Regions from separate parts of the Homo sapiens genome. Here region 1 is linked to region 2. A link is a loop called in an ENCODE intact Hi-C map of the cell type or tissue named here. Cell type or tissue: GM12878. All regions are shown on one strand. Each heading gives the region's core, and the rest is flanking DNA. Links, peaks and the distances in the headings are about the cores only. Region 1 overlaps CREB5 (cAMP responsive element binding protein 5). Region 2 overlaps CREB5 (cAMP responsive element binding protein 5).

The links. Peaks named below come from ENCODE experiments on the same cell type or tissue, not always from the same donor. Only the 100,000 strongest peaks of a DNase experiment are listed, where the experiment ranks them.
Region 1: it touches region 2 in a loop (4-fold over the local background); 2 of 110 quality-filtered maps call a loop at or near these places.

Annotation. Positions count from the first base shown.
Region 1 is chr7:28,439,115-28,448,915 of GRCh38, reverse strand. All of the region lies in intron 1 of CREB5 (cAMP responsive element binding protein 5), which reads right to left. Among named protein-coding and RNA genes, the nearest start is that of CREB5, 31 kb to the right of the region's middle. RefSeq lists an enhancer at 2,075-2,234. In GM12878, for the core only: no CTCF peak of the experiment used is centred there; a DNase peak (open chromatin) is centred at 5,717.
Region 2 is chr7:28,504,911-28,514,711 of GRCh38, reverse strand. CREB5 (cAMP responsive element binding protein 5) reads right to left here. Exons shown (of 11, transcript NM_182898.4): 4 at 6,975-7,096. Among named protein-coding and RNA genes, the nearest start is that of CREB5, 97 kb to the right of the region's middle. In GM12878, for the core only: no CTCF peak of the experiment used is centred there; DNase peaks (open chromatin) are centred at 4,831 and 5,241; H3K4me3 peaks cover 442 bases; H3K27ac peaks cover 1,442 bases.

The sequences.
Region 1 (9,801 bases), core at 762-8,761, 66 kb after region 2:
GCCTGCATCCCAGCCGTGGTGCTGCTCCCAGCAGTGTGAACAAAAGCAAGTCATTTAACCCCTCTGGGCTCGGCTTCTATGTTTGTAAAATGAAAAGGTTAGACTAAATCATCTCTAACACTGCCTGGCCCCAGGGCCCATGTTCCTGGATTTACACTGAAAACCTGAAAACCCAGCTAGCTCGTCAATTCCTCCTCCTGTGACTCCATCTACCCCTGCAGAGACTAAAATATTCAGGCCTTACATGTTCTGGAAGGCAAGGCTGGTGACCAGCCAAGCTACCTGAAGAATTTAGAAGGTTAAAGATTCACCTCAATATCTGAAAAGTCCTTCAGAGAACATATGAAGAGAGTAGTTAAATCCAACAGCCAAGCCCACCAGCTCCATGTCACTAACACTAAAGGTTCCTGGGCCCAGAAGAAAAACAAGGAGCCCAGAGAACCAAGAGCCTGCATTGGTGTCTTGCCAGGGCCAAACTGAGCTCTCCAACACCACATTGAGCAGGTCTAGAAAATATTGGAAGCAATAAAAAATAAAACCATACATACACTGTGTTAGTCAGGGTTCTCTAGAGGGACAGAACTAATAGGATAGATATAAAGGGAACTTTATTAAGTATTAACTTAGATGATCACAAAGTCCCACAATAGGCTGTCTGCAAGCTGCTGAGCAAGGAGAGCCAGTCTGAGTCCCAAAAGTGAAGAACTTGGAGTCTGATGTTCGAGGGCAGAAAGCATCCAGCACGGGAGAAAGAGGTAGGCTGGGAGGCTAGGCCAGTCTCTCCTTTTCACGTTTTTCTGCCTGCTTTATATTCGCTGGCAGCTGATTAGATTGTGCCCACCAGATTAAGGGTGGATCTGCCTTCCCCAGCCCACTGACTCAAATGTTAATCTCTTTTGGCAACACCCTCACAGACACACCCAGGATCAATACTTTGTATCCTTCAATCCAATCAAGTTGACACTCAGTATTAACTATCACATACACTCTCCCAAAAAGTCCTCTCACTAAAGTGGTTTCTTGCTACTTTTTGTGTTTTCTTTAGTGGATTTCGATCTTAATAAATATCTCTCTAAGTAAAAAAGAAAAAGCCAATGGGAAGAAGGGAAAGCCTGAGGTATACCTGAGACGGGCTGGGAATGTGGGGCAGTTGTGTCATCAGAAGCCACATTTTGGAAATGCCACGTAAAATAAAGGACCCCTGAGTCATCATGTTCTTTATCTTGCTCTCCTAGCTGTATTACCACCTCACCACTTCCCACAATACACACATACACACACACCATCACTCTCCTCCCCTAGCAGGTGCATGTGTAGGGTCCATGTTCAGGCAGCAAGCTCCATGAACATTCTCGGGTACTGCTTTCTCTCCAGCTCAGCATGGCTAAAGATCATGGAGGTTGGGCTTAGCTGAGGCAAATGACTACATGAACACACTAATACCCTAAGACACTGAATGAGTTGGTCCAAATTCCGTCACCCACTCCCCCGTCGGTGTGCAGCTACCAAATGAAGAAACTTGTTTGAAGGGAACTTTCAGAGTTAAACTCTAGAAAACCTCATCTTCATTTCTTGGGATCAGTCCCAGTGGAACATACCACCATGATCTGTCACATGTGAACTGCAAGACTATTTAAAGAAAGCTTATGAAAAAGAACTACCATTTGTTGAGCATTTACTGTTTACCGTATTTCAAAAAACAGATGTGCGCCAGGCACTGATCTCATAAATACAGTCAGAACAATTGCTAACATTCATGGTGTGCCCTGCAAGCCCTGTGCTATGTGTGTTATCTTATTTAGGTCTCACAAGAATTCTAGAGGGGAGGTGGTGTCCTGATCTCCACTTTCCAGGTGAGAAGTTAGTAACTTGCCCAGGGACACAGAGCTAGCAAGGTGCAGAGTCCAGCTCCAAGCTCAGCCAGTCAGATTCTACTACCTGTCACAGATGGGAATAGGAAATGGTCTTGCCTTTGAGGTGCTCTTGGCTTAGTAGAGGAGGTACTTCAATACACACAATCTAGCATATGGTAGGCTCTCAATAAATGACTTTAACACCGACACCACCTGTATAAAGTGGGTAAGACAATTATTCTTTTACTTTTGTTTTGTTTTGTTTTGTTTTGAGACAGAGTCTCACTCTGTTGCCCAGGCTGGAGTGCAGTGGCGTGATCTCGGCTCACTGCAATCTCCACCTCCCGGGTTCACGCCAGTCTCCTGCCTCAGCCTCCCAAGTAGCTGGGCCTACAGGCACCCACCACCACGCCCAGCTAATTTTTTGTATTTTCAGTGGAGATGGGATTTCACCGTGTTAGCTAGGATGGCCTTGATCTCCTGACTTCGTGATCTGCCCACCTCAGCCTCTCAAAGTGCTGGGATTACAGGTGTGAGCCACCACGCCCGGACCTACAATTATTATTTTATAAAGAATTGGATTCAGAGATGTCACCCAGCTATTAAAAGGCAGAGCCAGGACAGAAACCACCAAATGTCTAGTTCTTTTGTGCTCTCTGCTCTCAAAGAAAAGGGCGATGAAGACTTCACACCCTAGAACACAAGGAACATTTGGTTTGTATTTTCACTGGTGTCATATTGTGGGAGCTGCCAGAAGCCACATCATCCCACCAAGTTAGCTCCAAATGCTCCAGTTTGTGTATAGCTTCCTGGAGCTGGGGAGGCAGGAGATGAGTGTGGGGGAGGGGAGGGGCGGCTGGGGGGACCCAAAACAAACAGACCAACCAAAAACAACAAGGAAACAGTGGGCAGACTGTCGAAGGGAATAAAGTGGGAGGGGACGATGGTCTGCCTGAAGATTCCCTTGGAGTCACGTGTATTTTCTGGTGTCTGGTATAGTTGACTTCAGGAAAGGTGCTCCAGCTGGTCCAAGGGCTTCCTTCAGGGAATAGGGACAGAATCAGAAAATTAAGAAAGTAACATTCACATTCTTTGTTGGGTTTGTTTGGTTTTGTTTGTTGAGGTTGTTTTGCTTCTACCATGAACAGGCCTTGGATACCCTCAGCAAAGCTGCAATCATTCCCTCACCCTCTCAAGTATGTTAGAAGAATAGGCCGGGCGCAGTGGCTCACGCCTGTAATCCCAGCACTTTGGGAGGCTGAGGCAGGCGGATCATGAGGTCAGAAGATCGAGATCATCCTGGCTAACACAGTGAAACCCCATCTCAACTAAAAATACAAAAAATTAGCCAGGCGTGGTGGCGGGCGCCTGTAGTCCCAGCTACTCGGGAGGCTGAGGCAGGAGAATGGCGTGAACCTGGGAGGCGGAGCTTGCAGTGAGCCGAGATCGCGCCACTGCACTCCAGCCTGGGCAACAGAGCGAGATTCCGTCTCAAATAAAAAAAAAAAAAGAAAAAGAAGAATATTGGCTCCCGGGACCCACTTTCACTCTTCAGTAAAACCCTGCTCCAAGGTCCAAGGATTCTTAGTTTCTTCCTCCACTTGACTTTGCTGTTAAAGTGCAAAAACAAAGTAATTTCCTCTTTCTGCAGCCTACTGTAGAACCTGATAGGCAGAGCCTATCTGAAGAGAAAATCCTTTTGTAAGATAGATGGCTGTTGGAACATCTAAAAATAACTGCTTTCAAGGAGGCTGGCTCCATCAAAGAAAGTCTGAGTATAAATGTATTAGTCGGTTCTCACACTGCTAATAAAGACATACCTGAGACTGAGTAATTTATAAAGAAAAACAGGTTTAATTGACTCGCAGTTCCACGTGGCTGGGGAGGCTTTACAATCATGGCAGAAAGTGAAGGAGGAGCAAAGGAACGTCTTACAAGAGAGTATGTGCAGGGGAACTGCCCTTTTGTAAAACCATCAGTTCTCGTGAGACTTATTCACTATCACAAGAACAGCATGGGAAACGCCCAACCTCATGATTCAATTACCCCCTACCAGCTCCCTCCCACCACATATGGGGATTATGGGAGCTACAACTCAAGATGAGATTTGGGTGGGGACACAGCCAAACAATATCAGTAAACTTACTTTCTGGATTACCATTTAAGATTAGGAAGAAACTCATGACATTTATGACCCCACAAGAGTCATCACATCCCCACTCTGCTATGGTTTCAGGGTGATAGAGTTTCCTCTAGAATTCTTTCTTTCAAATTCTTCACTAATTGGATTTTCTCTGGCATCAGGGGGAATTGAAATGAGCCCAGAAAACAGAGCCAATAGCTTCAGGTGCCGACAGGGGCAGACCAGCAGGAGAGAAATTCTCACTGTGCTATACTAATCCATGAACACAGTGGCAGGGCTAAATAAGCACCAAGTCAGGCTTCTTTTCTTCCTATTTTTTAAAACACAGCTTCTCCTCTGGTGGAGAGGCCAGTGGAAGAGTCTTTCCCCTGCTGTGACTTGGTTGAAAGGAACAATGATTGACCAGCTAATTTTCACTTTGTTTCCCCACGACAGTTCAAAGGTAGGTATTCCAGCCACCAACCTCTTCATCACTCCATGTCCATCTTTATTATTTTCTCAGGAACCTGGCAAACTAGCTTCCTGAGTTGGGCCATGTTGAGAAAGGAGATAATTTGCAGCCTGAGATTCCTTCCTGTGGGCCGCAGGAGACCTCTTTGTTGGGAAAAGATGCGTCCAATCTTCTGTTGCCAAGACCTTATGTTTCTCCCCCAGATTCCAAATTCATAGTCATTTAATATTTTATGCCAGATCAATTCAGGCACATGGCAAGGGGACTCCCACAAACTAGCATGAACACTATCAAAATCTTTATAAAGCATTTAATGGTTTGCACTTTTATACAAGCATAAAACGGTGCTGATTAATTGATGGAGGGGCAACAGGGAAAAGGAACCTTCTGAGTTTTGTAAAGACACCAAATTAATTCCATCTTACAAAACTAAGTTTTCCATTACAAAATTTTTTATGTTTAATCTAACTTTCAAATCACCTAGCACCACTGTCTTCTATGTGCTACTAAATTCCACCTCAAAACACCATTCTGACTTGTATCAGGATCTACCAATACCGCTTCCACATCTCAGGTAAATGACCTATGGCATTTGGGTATCTGGGGCTGGGTCAAGCTGCAGAGGAAGAATTTGATGGCAGGAGAAACATGTGTCCCAAAGAGTCATCATCATCGTAAGTGAATTATCATTTTATATAATTAGCCATAAGGTGGGGAGGCAAGATGAGACAGTGGCTGAGGAGGAGAGGGGTTAAGTGGGTAAGGGGACAAGTTAGTGGCCTAGAGCCTGTGTTGACTCCCCCTCCTCCAATTTTTAGCTAAGGAACCTTAACACATACAGGTATTCAATACATATTTCTGGAATGAATGAATGATTCCACCTCTCTAAATCCAGTTTTCCTGCCTGTAAAATAGAGCGACTAAGTGTTGGGAGACAGTCCTCTATGGACTATGTATGTCCTAGCAGCAGAGGTACAGATGGCCTTGGTTCTGGAATTTTTTCAAATATGTTTGCACAGCAGAGTTAGAAGACAGACTTAGTGTGTCCCTCTGGAGCAGATGGCAGGTTTGCTTACTGTCCAGTGTAATAAAGATATCTCCCTTGGGAGCAAAGGTCAGGCAAGGCTGCTTCCCCCAACATTAAAAGAGAATGAGATTTCTAAGCCCAGAGTTCTTCAGCCATAATGTAAACTCCCTGCATGTTCAGCAGCCACCTGGGTCACTCCACATCACTCTCATAGGAGCTAGGAACAAGAGGAAGTGATATGAACATGAGGCTGATGCTGCTTGCTGGCCATGAGTAATAAAGAACTTTGTGTCTGACCCAGGAGTCTCATAGCTACTGCCAGCATCCATGAAACTAGTAGACTAATTAGGTTGCAAGTAGGGGGAAATCTCAGCTCTTCACAGTTCTTGACTTTACCTTATAGAGTTGTTCTGAAGATTAAACGAAATAAGGCATATAGAGAGCTCTGCAGTGTCTGGTCCAAAGTAGGTGTTCAATTAAAATTAGCTTCTATTACTGTCCTACGTAAGGAATGATCTTTGAATGTCTGTATATTTGAATGACATATTTTACATATGCATTTACCCTAATTATTCAAAAAGAGAATGTAATAGAAAATGTGACTAAGTGATCTTAACAATATTAAGAGACTCAATGATGAGTGATACTGACTCAAGATAAACTCTGATATTGAGTCACAACATTACAGTGATTAATGTGACTTTAACCATTTACTATACAACTTAGTGGTTAAAACTCATAAAGGAAAATGCAAATCAAAACCACAACGAGATATCATCTCACCCCAGTTAGAATGGCTATTATCGAAAAGACAAAAAGTTAACACATGCTGACAGTGTGGATGCGGGAAAAGGGAACTCTTATACACTATTGATGGGAATGTGAATTAGTACAGCCATTATAGAAAACAGTATGAAAGTTTCTCAAAAAACAAACAAAAAAAACTACCATATAATCCATCAATTCCACTGCTGGAGGATTTTGAGAAACATATCAAAAGGAAAGGAAATCAGTATACCAAAGGGACACCTGCACCCCCATGTTTGCTGCAGCACTATTCACGATAGCTAAGATATAGAATCAACCTATATGTCCATCAACAGATGAACGGATGAAGAAAATGTGGCATATATACACACTGGAATACTATTCAGTCATAAAAAAGAATGAAATCCTGTCATTCACAGAACATGGATAAGCCCGGGGGACATTATGCTAAACAAAATAAGTCAGGCACAGGAAGATAAATACTGTATGTTCTCACTCATATGTGGGAGCTAAGGAAAAAAATTTTGTTTAATCTCATGGAAGTAGAGAGTAGAATTGTGAGTATTAGAGGCTGGGAAGGGGATGAGGAGAGGACAGTGGGAGAGGTGGGTTAACAAAGAGTTAGGAGGAATAAGTTCTGGTGTTCCACGGCACTATAGGGTGAATATGGTTAACTGTAATTTATTGTACATTTTCAAAAAGCTAGAAGAGGGCATTCGAATACTTACAACACAGAGAAATGATAAATGTTTGTGGTGATCAAGTTACCCTGATTTTATCATTATGTTGTATACATGTGATACAAAATATCACTCTGTATCCTGTATGTATAATTATTTTAAAATTTAAAAAAGTTTTTAAAAACCATAAAGAGCTTGACTTATATTCCAGCTTTTCTACCCATAAACTATAAGACTTTGAGCAAATGACACAGAGGTTTTATCTTCCAAAATGTGGAGATTAAAAGTAGCTCCAGTTCACCTGGTGCTATGAGGATTAAACATGATGGTAACTTACAAAAAGTCAAACATAGTACCTGCCACATACCAAATATTCACTAAAGGCTGAGTATTTATTATTTTTTTCAAAGAACAATAACATCAAGAAAAGAGATGTGATGCTTTTGGTATCTTTGGACTTTTATATTAGCTTCTTTAATCCTCTCAATCATTCTGGGAGGTAGGCAAAATAAATATTAGCCCGACTTTACTGATGGGAAGCTGAAGTGAAGGGAGGTTAAGTGGCTTTTCCAAGATCAAAGATGTAGCAAATGGCAGACATTTTATATTTTAGAGTTTCTTTCCATGTGGAGAGCCACCAGAGATTATCAAGTGGTAAAGATCTCTCTGTGCTTTTGAGTAACAGGCTCACACATTACCAGGAGCTGGAGAATGCATTTGGCCCAGCTCGACAGCCTCATGGGCTTGGAGCTTTCAACCAAATGCAAACTTTTAGAGTGTGTGCATTTAGGTTTTGCCAAGAGTAGATGGCTTTCTATTTTTAAAAGGGAGGGGGAAAGCACACTGGAAGGTATTTAAATCAAGCTCCGAAGTCTTCTTGGACATCAAATAACTCTTAGAAAACAACATTTTGATGAGTTAAGTATAAATGAATCAAAACCATATGAATTAAATTTCCCTTGAAATACACAAGGGTCTAAAAATTAAGGGGAAAAATGCATTGATAAAATACATTTGGGATTTTATTGAAACCAAAACATTTACAAAAGTCATTATATATCCCAATGCACCCAACCTCAGCGTGCCCTCTTCTGATGGCCGTGGCCAATCTCCTTGGACCTCCCCAATAACAGTCTGCCAAATATTTCCTTTCTTGCCAAAAAGAAAAGAAAAGAAATCCACTGAACTCCACGCCACCTGATGACAAGGTTCAAACCCTGTCTTGTGTGCAGTTGATAAAACACTTCCAGCCCAAATGGTGTGAACTCCAATCTTCCTGTATCTGGAAGAATCAGCCTTGATCAGATGGCTCTGTGTGCCCCATCATATGAAGGCCTAATAACCAATTTCTGCCTCAGTGGTTTTATAAGTGGCTATTAAATTAAGCTTCCAATTTGCAGTCCTAAAGCTAGTAAACCACCAGGTTACTTTTCAGGCTTGTTAAATTAGTTAAAGATAAACGGAAAAGCCAGGGCAGGACTGGCCTGGGAGAATAAGGCTGCAATATATCATGCAACTGGCGGTACCACTGCAGTGGCTTCCAGCAAGCTGGCAATAAGCATGTGATATTAACTGAAGCCCTTAATTTAAGGAAATGGGATCAACCAACTAGTAATTAACAAATTATTCTCAAACAGGCCTCGCTTAAAAATTAAGTTGAACTACCATTTTTCTATAACTCGTCAGGAAAACGCTGACTGGTACTTAAAGTAAACACAACTTAAGCAGATGGTGAGTCCTCACAGAGCACCAAACCTATACTTAAATAAATCAATGTTGTCGGACTGGAGTGCGACATGGATACTCAGCAGAATTCATGGGCATCTTTGCAAGATTTGGCAATAATTTACTGTCACGTGGAGAGGACAACTGAGAGTTCTAAGTTTTCCTGTTGGAATGTTTTGCACCCCTGAGACAGGTAAAGTCTATTGGAAGAAAGTGTTTTTCAACTGATATCCCAGAAGCATGTCACAGAAGGAAAGATGAGCCTGTTCCAGCTAAGCACAGACAAGTGTTTCTGCCTTTACTCCTTCACTCATTCATTCACTCATTCAAGACATAGCTACAAAGTGTTTAACCAGTGATAGGCTTTTTACTAGGCTCTGGGCATACAAGGCTGAATGGTACGCAAAATTACAGGTCACACAGGCACAGAGAAAAATAATAATGCAACTTGATAAATTCTATTGCAAGGATGCCTTAGAAAGCACTTTGAGAATCCTAAGAACTGAAGTGCTAACTCCAATTTGAGGCATCTGGGAATAGCTTCCTTCACCTTTGAAAGTGCCATCTTAGGAGATAGGCAGTGTGGCACAGAGATTAAGAATACAGGTCCTGAGTGATAGACTGCACAGGTTCAAATCCTAGCTTCCTCATTTATTGGCTCTGTGACCTTGGGAAGTCTACCAAACATCTCTGGGCCAGGTTCCTCCTCTGCAAACTGGGGCTGATAATGGCAACCACCTCATTGTAAGGATTAAATGAATGCCTAGTACATAATAAGTGCTATTGTCTTAACTGGCTATTATAGGGATTTATCCAACAAAGATTGAGCAGAGAGAATATTCCAGTTAGCAGAATGGCATGTGCAAAGGCAGAGATTTAAGAAAGGTCTGGTAGTTTGCAAGGATGATGGAAAATTCAGTCTAGCAGGTTCACAAAGTATACATGGAGAGGAATCAGGTGCAGATGATAGTTATATAATGCAAACCTTGTACATCAAGCCAAGGAGGTTAAATTTTACCCTATGGGCAGTGAAGAACCAACAGAGGGTTGATATAGTCAGGTCTGGTTTTTCATTCTGCCTGCAGTATAGAGCTTACGATACAGAGGATGGTGTAAGGTCTATTCAGGATGTAGACATAAAGCATCACATGAAG
Region 2 (9,801 bases), core at 870-8,869:
TAAATAAAACCTGTGATAGGCCAGGCGCGGTGGCTCACGCCTGTAATCCCAGCACTTTGGGAGGCCGAGGCGGGCGGATCACGAGGTCCGAGATTGAGACCATCCTGACTAACACGGTGAAATCCCGTCTCTACTAAAAATACAAAAAATTAGCCAGGAGTAGTGGCCGGCGCCTGTAGTCCCAGCTACTCTGGAGGCTGAGGCAGGAGAATGGCGTGAACCCGGGAGGCGGAGCTTGCAGTGAGCCGAGATGGCGCCACTGCACTCCAGCCTGGGCCACAGAGTAAGACTCTATCTCCAAAAAATAAAAAATAAATAAAACAAATAAAACCTGTGATAAATAATTTAAATAATTAATACTGAACTCAGAGAACAATGAAAGCTGCCACAGGCTAGGAGACATTCGTCTGAAATTACTGTCACAACCACCTCCCCCCTTCACTTTGCCTGTTAACACTGGTTGAAGACAGAGCCACCAGCTGCCAAATAATCAAGCACTCAAAATCAAGTCCCCAGTCGCAAAAGATAAAATACTTTTTTTCTTTACTGTGAAAATTAGCTTGTAAGGATTCATCAATTAAGATCCAAATAACCCGAATATGCAAACTCGCCAAGGGAGATGATGAACAAATATCTGTCACCATCTTAGCCAGTATTCCTCTAAGCTGTCAGCTTCCTGAGCTGCTCTCATCATCTACATCGAACACTTAATATTAAGTGTCCACTCTTTGCAAGACAATAGACTATGTATATTGCTACTTTCAGGATACCCTGTCTTTTCACCAAAAAACCCAAAAACAAACCAAAAATGAACTCCTATGAGTTGAAAAGAACTCCACTCCATTTTAAAGTTGAAGCAGAACCTGAGATCACATTCATTCACATATGTGGAAGTAAATACCAACTCTTAATAATCCCTGCTAAGATTGTACTCATTATTCCTAAATCCTAGTGACCTAAAACACATGAAATAGCTTCCAGTTTATCCACTGGTTTAGTCATTCCCCTGAGTGGGATGCAAAGATCAAGTCAAATTCCCTTCCAGCGTCAAATTCCACCTAAGATGAGGGCATAATTTTAACCTGCAAGGAGAAAGTTGAACGTGATTTACATTTGTAGTGCACTGAAATGGGAGGACAAAAAGAATCCTTATAATATAAGCCTTAGGGTTTTCAGTCATTGGGGTGGTGGAAGAAAGAGGTTGTCATCTCCAATATCACTGTCAATGAGTGTTTCCTTTCAGTCATGCTGATAAAAAAAAAAAATGAAAAGATCAAAAGCAGCCTCATCTACTAGGATTAAGCAAACACGGGGACATTTTCAAAACCTGGATAAAACCAAGTTTAGGTTTCAGAATATTCTTTTTCTCCATACTTCTGGGGGGAGGGAAGGATTGTTTTACACAAATATCAGAGAAGCAACATGTTAGCATAACCGGAAATGTGCAGCTGTTGCAAGTTTGCTCAACTTGGCATCTTTTATTTTCCATCCAGCACCACTCATACCTTCCCCACAGAGCAGCGATGCTGGCTAGCGGCTGATGGGCACAAGATAGTGTAAGAAGGCAAAGTGCCTCTCCTTCCGCACCTTCTTGCCCCAAGTAATGGGTGGCATCGGGTAACATGATTTCCAGGTACAGAATTTAATCAGATTAAACAGCCTGCTTTGCGGAGCTGAGGCTGACCCCACCATGCCCTGTTCTGTGACTCCTGTTGAGCTGGGATCCAAGATCTTAAGACTGTAGCTTGTCCCTTGTTCCATGTGTTAAACAGTCAATACTCTCTGGGGATGGACTTCACTTTTAATCATTTTGGTAGGAATTCTAGAGCATGGAAATGTCCTAATTTCCTATTGCTGCATCAGCATAATGAGTCCGATTTAGGTCCTATGGGAGAATAACAACACTTAGCACTTATACACCACACTTTTCATCTTCAGGGTCTTTAACCACTTTAGGCTGTAATGTTATGTTTCTCTTAGCAGGACAAAGGAGTTCATTTCTAGTCCCTTCAATTACCCGTCCTTCCTTACACACACACACATACACACACACACACACACACAGTTATTATATGATAAATCTATTTCCCATCTCCTAGATGTGTATTATGCAATTTCTTTTTTAAGTCATTAAACATAAAAGGAAAATTCACACACCTCTTTTTTTCTTTTTCTGTTTTTAAAAATATTTTTGTTTTTCTTTCCTCTAACATGGAACACAAAATCAACATGCCAGTTGTCCATTCAACATGTCTGCTAGGGCTGGGCTTCCCTACTTGATTTCATTCTTCATACCTCATGGTCTCCTGCGTCGTCTCTGACCACGGAGGGGAGTGCAATCCTCTGTGTCAGAGAATTCTGGAAGATTCCGCCCAGCTCATGCTCAGACCTCTCTACTTCATCTCTATTCACTTCTGGCTCAGGTGACTCCACCCAATCTCAAGTACATAAACACCGTTTCTACATTAGTGACTCCCAAATCTGCATCTCCAGGCTGGTCTTCTCCCTTGAATTCCAAACCTATATATCCATCTGCTGGTCCAGCATCTCCACTTAGCAAATCTAAAAAGAAACCCCCAATTTTCCCCTTAAACCCACTCCTCCCACAGGCAATCCCATCCTTCCAGTTGCTCAAGCCAAATACCCGGGTTCATCCTTGGTTTTGCTGCTTCTATTACTTCCCAATCTAAACCATCAGCAAATCCTGTTGGCTCTCTCTTCAAAATGTATCCAGAATCTATCCACTGCCTCCATCTCCACCTTGAGCCAACCTGCTATCATCTCTAATCTAAATTCTTTCAATACCGTCTCAACTGGTCTCTCTCTCAGCCACTGCTCTTCGATAGTTTGCTTTCAACTCAGCAGCCAAAGTGATCTTCCTAAGATGTAAGTCAAATCCTCTCACTTTTCTGCTCAAAACTGTCCTGGCTGGGCACAGTGGCTCACGCCGGTAATCCCAGCACTTTGGGAGGCTGAGGCGGGCAGATCACTTGAGTCCAGGAGTTTGAGACCGGCCTGGGCAACACGGTGAAACCCCATCATTACAAAAAATATGAAAAATGAGCCGGGCATGGTGGTGGGTACCTGTAGTCCCAGCTACTTGGGAGGCTGAGGTGGGAGGATCAACTGAGCCCAAGAGGTCGAGGCTGCAGTGAGCTGAGATTGCACCACTGCGCTCCAGCCTGGGCAACAGAGTAAGAACCTGTCTCAAAAAAAGCCCAAAAAATTGTCCTATAGTTTCCCATCTCACTCAGTTGAAGCCAAAGCCCCTTTACAAGGCCTCCCAGGATCTGCCCTCCCAGACCCGGATCTCTAGCCTTATTACACCCGCCTTGGGTCTCTTTGTAATTCCTCCAACACACAGAGCACCCTCCAGCCTCAGGCCTTTGCACTTATGTGCTTTCAGCTTGAAACATTCTTCTCCCCAGTACGTACCTGGTTCAGACCTCCTCCCACTTTGGGTCTCTGCTTGCACATCTACTAACCATCAATGCCTGCCTGACCACCCGCAGCATGCCCTGTGCCCCTTCCCTGCTATTCCTTTCTCCATCACACTTATCACCATCTGACATGTTATAGATTTTTTTTTCACATATTTATTGTTTCTCTTGCCCCCTAGAGGTAAACTACCTGAAGGCAGGTATTTTTGTTTGTTTTTTATCATCTTTATTCAGTGGTATATTCAACAATGCCTTGGACAGTGCCTGCCATGTGGTGGGCACTTGAAAATGTTTCTTGAATGAAAAATGATGAACAAAATTTCTTATATATTTCAGGATATGAACTAGTCTGAGTTCTAAGCCATTGGCAAGTTGACATTTATGATACCTGATAGTGAATTACAACATGCTTTTCTAAGGGGAAACAATTCTCTTATTAAAGATTTATGAGGTTATAAGCTTCTATTAATATGGAAATTGAGGCTATTATGGAACGTGTTGTCTGCTATGTATAGTATTAATACAGATAATGAGGGCTTTCTCCAGTGGACATAACCTGCTTACAGCCTGCGCTGATTCTATATACACATTGGGATGCTTCTGGAAAAGGATGCTGGGATTAGAGACAGAGTCTGTACAACAGACTTTTCCCCAATGGACAGCCACATGGGTCAAGTAAGGATCAATTCTCTATTTGCTCTTTAACAGAATTTTCTAGACCAACTGCAGCTAGAAGTTTTAAAGGTGGTGTGCAGAACCAGTCCAATCTTTCCAATATTTTTTGTGTAAGACACATAGAAAGTTCAAGCAAGAACTTTCTTTAGCCAAATTCTCCAGATAAATTAATCCATCTTCCACTTTACTAAAACCTAATGAGGGAACCAATGCAAGTCTAAAGACTCAGAGGAAAAGAAATCAGAAGACAACTAGAGATGTAGAATTAAAAAGAAATAATTGTCAGAATGTAGACCAAAAGGAAAAAGAAAAGAATACTAAAAAATGATAAGATAGGCACTGAATAAGAACCTGTGTTTCTGCTTTTTAAGCAGGGAAAGAAGAGCTGGGGTGGCAGGATGCCAAGGATGTTGACAGCTGGAAAAACCTGGTCAAAGGGGTAGGTAAAAGAATATTGTCAGGCGGGGGAGCATTATTCCTACTCCTCATTTCCCTGCCCTGTGACTTCCAAAGAAATGCCAGAGCCAAAGCCACCAACACAGCCGTCTTTGCTGCCAGAGGAGTCATTGTGGTTTAGCCCTCAAGACAATGCCCTCTCGTGTAACCATGGCCACCTGAGGCTGGATTTGGCCCCTCTGGTTTGAATGAGGCAAAGGAAGAAGAAGCCTCAACAGCCTGAATATTGTCCAGCTTCCCATGCGTGCAAGTGAGGCTGAGGCATGAGACGGCGGTGTCCTGAGATGCTGGCCCTAGACCATGGGGAGGCTGGCCGTTCCCCACCCACACACCTATCATGAAAGCATCACATGGCTATGAGCAACACTTAAAAGAGAGAAAATAACATGTTTCTACAGCTGCAATAGTTCCTTTTCTTACTTTGGTTGCTTAATTATTTTAATTTTTAAAATTTAATTATCTATACTCTTTTTCAACCCACAAGAAATTTAAAGCAACTCACGAAACATGTATAGCATGACAATGTTTTTTAAATTAAAAATCAGAACCAGAGAAAATATAAACTAGAACTGAAAGTCTGGTCTAGGGAGGAAGTAAAATATGCTCGTCACAATGTTCGAAAAGGTTTTCAAAGTTTAGCAGTAAACTTGGCTTTGTGTTAACCTGGCAGTCAAAGCGAAAAGAGAAACAGAACCAGTTACATGATTCTCATGTCCATAAGGAGAAAAATATTTCAGTTCCTCAGGGGAAGCAAACCATTTCCTGGAATTCAGATCTGCAAGAATTTCCTCACACAGGGCTTCATATAAGAAATCATGAATAATGCAATGGAGAATATCTAAAACCACACCCCGACCACGGGCTTCACGAAACTGTTCTTGGAAAAATGTCTTTAGTAAAATCAAGGGCACACACTTGAGGTAAAACCATTCTATCAGAAATGAAGACAATATGGATGAAATACACATCTTTCTTATAGTTCAGTTTAAGAAGCCAGCTTTGACTATCTTGAGGAATGAATGAACTTAATTCCTTAGTCTTCTACATACACATGTCTATCAAAAAAAAAATTTATTACTCAACCAAAGGAAGTTGACTAGATGATGAGAATTTCTTCCTCTCTTGCATGCTATTTTTATGGTTTTAAATATATATACATATACATTTCTATTGCAACAAAATATAGAATGCATGTCTTTTATTTTTATTAAGTTAATTTTTTAAAGTGCTCAGAACCTTATTATTTGGCTGGCAAATAATAGTTGCTATGTAAGTGCTTGTTTAAAAAAGAAAAAAGGCACTTCATATCCTTTGAGGGGGAGTGGAGGAGAGAGTCAAGCATGCATGATAAATTAATTATAAATAAGTAAAACGAGTTGACTGAGATTTTGTACCCCTCTTGTAAGCATCACTTATTTTCATGGTTTCTCCTGAAGCCATACAGGCTAAATACAAGCCCTTGACTATTATGACATGAGAATGTGACAGGAAAAATCTGGTGGAGGGGGGATTATTATAATTTCACATAGACAAGGACTAAAAGGCTTTGAAACACTTAGAGAAATATCAGAACCTTTTAAAATTTCTTTTCCGGATGGAACAGCTGGACTTCAGAATTCATTACTACCTAACTGGTCTTTCCTTTCAATCACCTTTCACATTTTGAATTTCTGTTCACAGACTGTATCTAATTTGTTTCTTAATACAATGTGGGCATTCAATAATGCTGTATAATAACAATGAACAAAATACCAAAAAGCATCCTCATCACATTGACTTGTGACCACCATCTCCTTTCATTATTCTTGTAAAGTGATTTTAAATTTCAGCACATTCCCATAAACACCGAATATATTCTTAAGGGTTTCACAAAATGATTTTCCTACATTTTTAAGAACAAATGATTCACAGTTGTACTCAACTTATTTGTCTCAGCAACAACAGATGTTCAATACTAGAACAAGGTAATATGACCAGGAAATAATTATGAATTTGGTGCAGAATGACTGGAAAGATTATCGAAAACAGACAGTTACAACATGGGCCAAAGTCTGATGAAATCCCCTCTTCTACCATGAAGATTACTCGCCTGTTCTCTCACCCATTGGCTCTATTCTTCTGCACTCACTGCTCACAAAAGGTTTGCTATTAAATACTTAGCAAAGTAAAACAGCTGATTGAGAATAGAAAAAATCTGTAAGTTTGACTAAATTTTTGATTTATCTAGCTTTGAATTCTGCCATAATCAAGGAGTAATCTTTTAAAAAAAATTAGACAAATACTCACAAATGGCTAAAATACTTCAAGGCCACATCAACACAATCTGCAGTGCAGTGCCACCTAGTTTCCTCGTGGAAGTTTCTAGCAGGACACCTCTCAAGGCGGCCATCCAAGCAAACCTACCCGCTTGCTGCTCTCCTCTTCCTGAGCCTTCCTGAACTCGTGCTCCAGGGAGCAGTCCAGCTCGCTGAAGAGGCCCACCTCCTCGCAGTTCTTCAGGAATCTCGTTGGGGTCGGAGTTTGATCTGAAAACAGAGTCGGAGAGCTCATAAATGGGTCTTTTTTCTCAAAAGCCAGTAGCAAGCATGAGCTAGATTCACTAATCCCCTCCCCTTGCCTTAATTAAAATGTCCACTAGCCATCCAGTCTCTTGGCCCTTTAAATAACATAACGATATGCAAGAAAATAAAACCGTAAATTCCGAAGCAGGAATACAGTAGACAGAAGGCTGTAGTCTGCGAGGGCTTTTGCTGAACTCCCTCCAGACAACTTCAGGAGATCTCACTCTCCACTTGTCTGAAGTCTGTACCATTTGAATACACATTGAAACATGTGGAATGACCCTTTTTCTTTCTATATTTATTTTGAACTTTAAAAAGAAAATGATTTTGCTAAAATAAGGCCAAAAAAAAATCTGACCCAATGTTAAGCCTGACTTCAGGGGGCTGGAAAGAAAAAGGATTTTGCAAATTCTTATAGTAAACAAAAAGAAACAAACAAGCATGTTAATTCATTTTTCTTAATGGAGAAAGAAAACTTAACAATTCTGTCTCTCTTTCTGAAAATCATAGAAGGATGATAAAAAGTTCCAAGTCAAACACATTCAGCTTTCATCCTTTAAAAATGTCATTATTAATTTTATTTTCCTTTGCTATAGCCAAAAAAAGAATGTTCTGCAAATGCTCTTTAAAAGGAAAAGAATTTCTTTCATATTTTTTACTTTCTACAGAGCTTTCTACTTATAAAACTGATGGAGCTGAAGCCACTATTTGTAGCTTAATATATATGCAGCATTTGCAGTTTATAAAGTATTTTCATACAATTCTTGAGAATCTAGATCTCACAAGATTCCATTAAATAGAAGGTAAGTAGAGTAGAATTGCACTTCCATCGTCATTGAGTGCAATCATCTTCCTTGGTGAAGGTGTACTTGAGTTGAGACAAATAAAATTGTGTAAATGGTCTTTTCTCAGAAACAGGAGATATTAGAAGCAGAAAGGACCACGGAAGAAAGCCTAGCCATGCTAAATTTTTGCAGATCAGAAAAACAGAGGCCCAGAGTAATTAACAGTCTTGCTTAAGGTCTCCCAGATAAATGGTAGAGACAACAGGATTATAACCAAGGCCTCAATGCTATTTCCACTGTGTACATGTATTATTCCCACCTAACCCTGTAGTAGACTGGATTAGATTAATTATGGCATTTTCCCAGCTTGATCTAGACTGTCTCAAAATCTCTGCATAGTTCTCTAAGCCATTAACCAGTCAACTGAAGAGGTGCCCTCAAGTTGAAACAAATTTGCCATTCCTGCATTCTCTTTATAAATTCCTATATTATAAGAAACTAGAATTATATTTACTTTTCTAAATCATACAGAGAATAGTTAAGCCCAGTAAATCAGTAAATTGTCTGATTCAAAGAATATCTTAATACCCATGAAGCAGAAAATGGTGTAATATCCCCCACCGAATCAGCCCTTTAGAGGCAATGTCTCTTGATTCCCTCTGGGCAAGCAACTTTCAGCACCCAAATGGCTGACTTGGATTCCATGCAGCAAAATCCCCATCTGCATTTTTTCCCATTCTTGACCTAATCTCCAAGATACTGAGCTCCTTGCATTTCACAGAGAGCATACCACAGCTGTTCGTAAATTCGGCATTACAGATAAGGGATGTGTGAAAGAGTGGGTTTTGTTGAATATTGTTTTATTAGCAACTAATTTATTTATTAAGAGGCACACATATACACCTAGGTCCCTAATATACACATATAACTATTGTGTGTTTATAGAAGACAAAATTAATATTTATGCAGGATTTTGCAATTAACATTTTCACTCATATTGTCTAGAATCTAGATCTCGCATGATTCTATGAGGTAACAAGAGTCGATACTATTTTATAAATGAAGAAACGAGCTTCCTTGCACAAGGTTACACAATTTGTAACCATCTTATCACTACTAAGTCCTCTCTTACCTTCAGACACTATCCCTTTTTGATCTAAATTCAATGCTTTGCCCTCCCTGATCCAAAGGGCTCTGTTGTGTGTGTAGAAAACAATTTCAACAACCCAGAAATCTAGATTTGAGAATACTGTAATATGGGGGAATTTACCTACATTCTCTGGACTTCATATTCCTCATCTTTCAAAAAAATTTCTAAAGTTGTATGATCCTATAAATCCTAAAATCACCACCATAATGGGTTAGCTTTAAAAAGTCACTGTTCATAGCCCGAAGAAATATGTGACTAAAGGACAGTCAAATGGGAACATAAGTAACAGCTGGAAGTTTGATACTAACAGGTCAGAGGCAAGGGCTGGCTATATAGATAAAGGAGTTTTCTGAATAGAAAGTGTATGGACAAGATCTGAGAGTGAAAGTAAAAGGGTGTATGTGCGTGTGTGCGTGCGTGTGTGCATGTGTGTGTGTGTGCGTGTGTGTGCACGTGCATGAGCACATATTCTGCTAAGTGCTTTGCATACAGCATCTCATTAGTTTTTACACCAACCATATTATGTAAAAATTATTTTTCCTGGTTTACATATGAAGAAACTGAGACCTGCCCCAGGCCTGATAATGTGACTGATGGGGTAATTCCTAATTCATAAGGCCAAGTTTGTAGCACTCTGCTGGATCGATCCACAAGTAGTCTCAGCAAGGCAAGTATCCTGTACCAACCAATTTACAGAGGTAGTGATTCCATGAAAAGACACTCCTTTTTTTCAG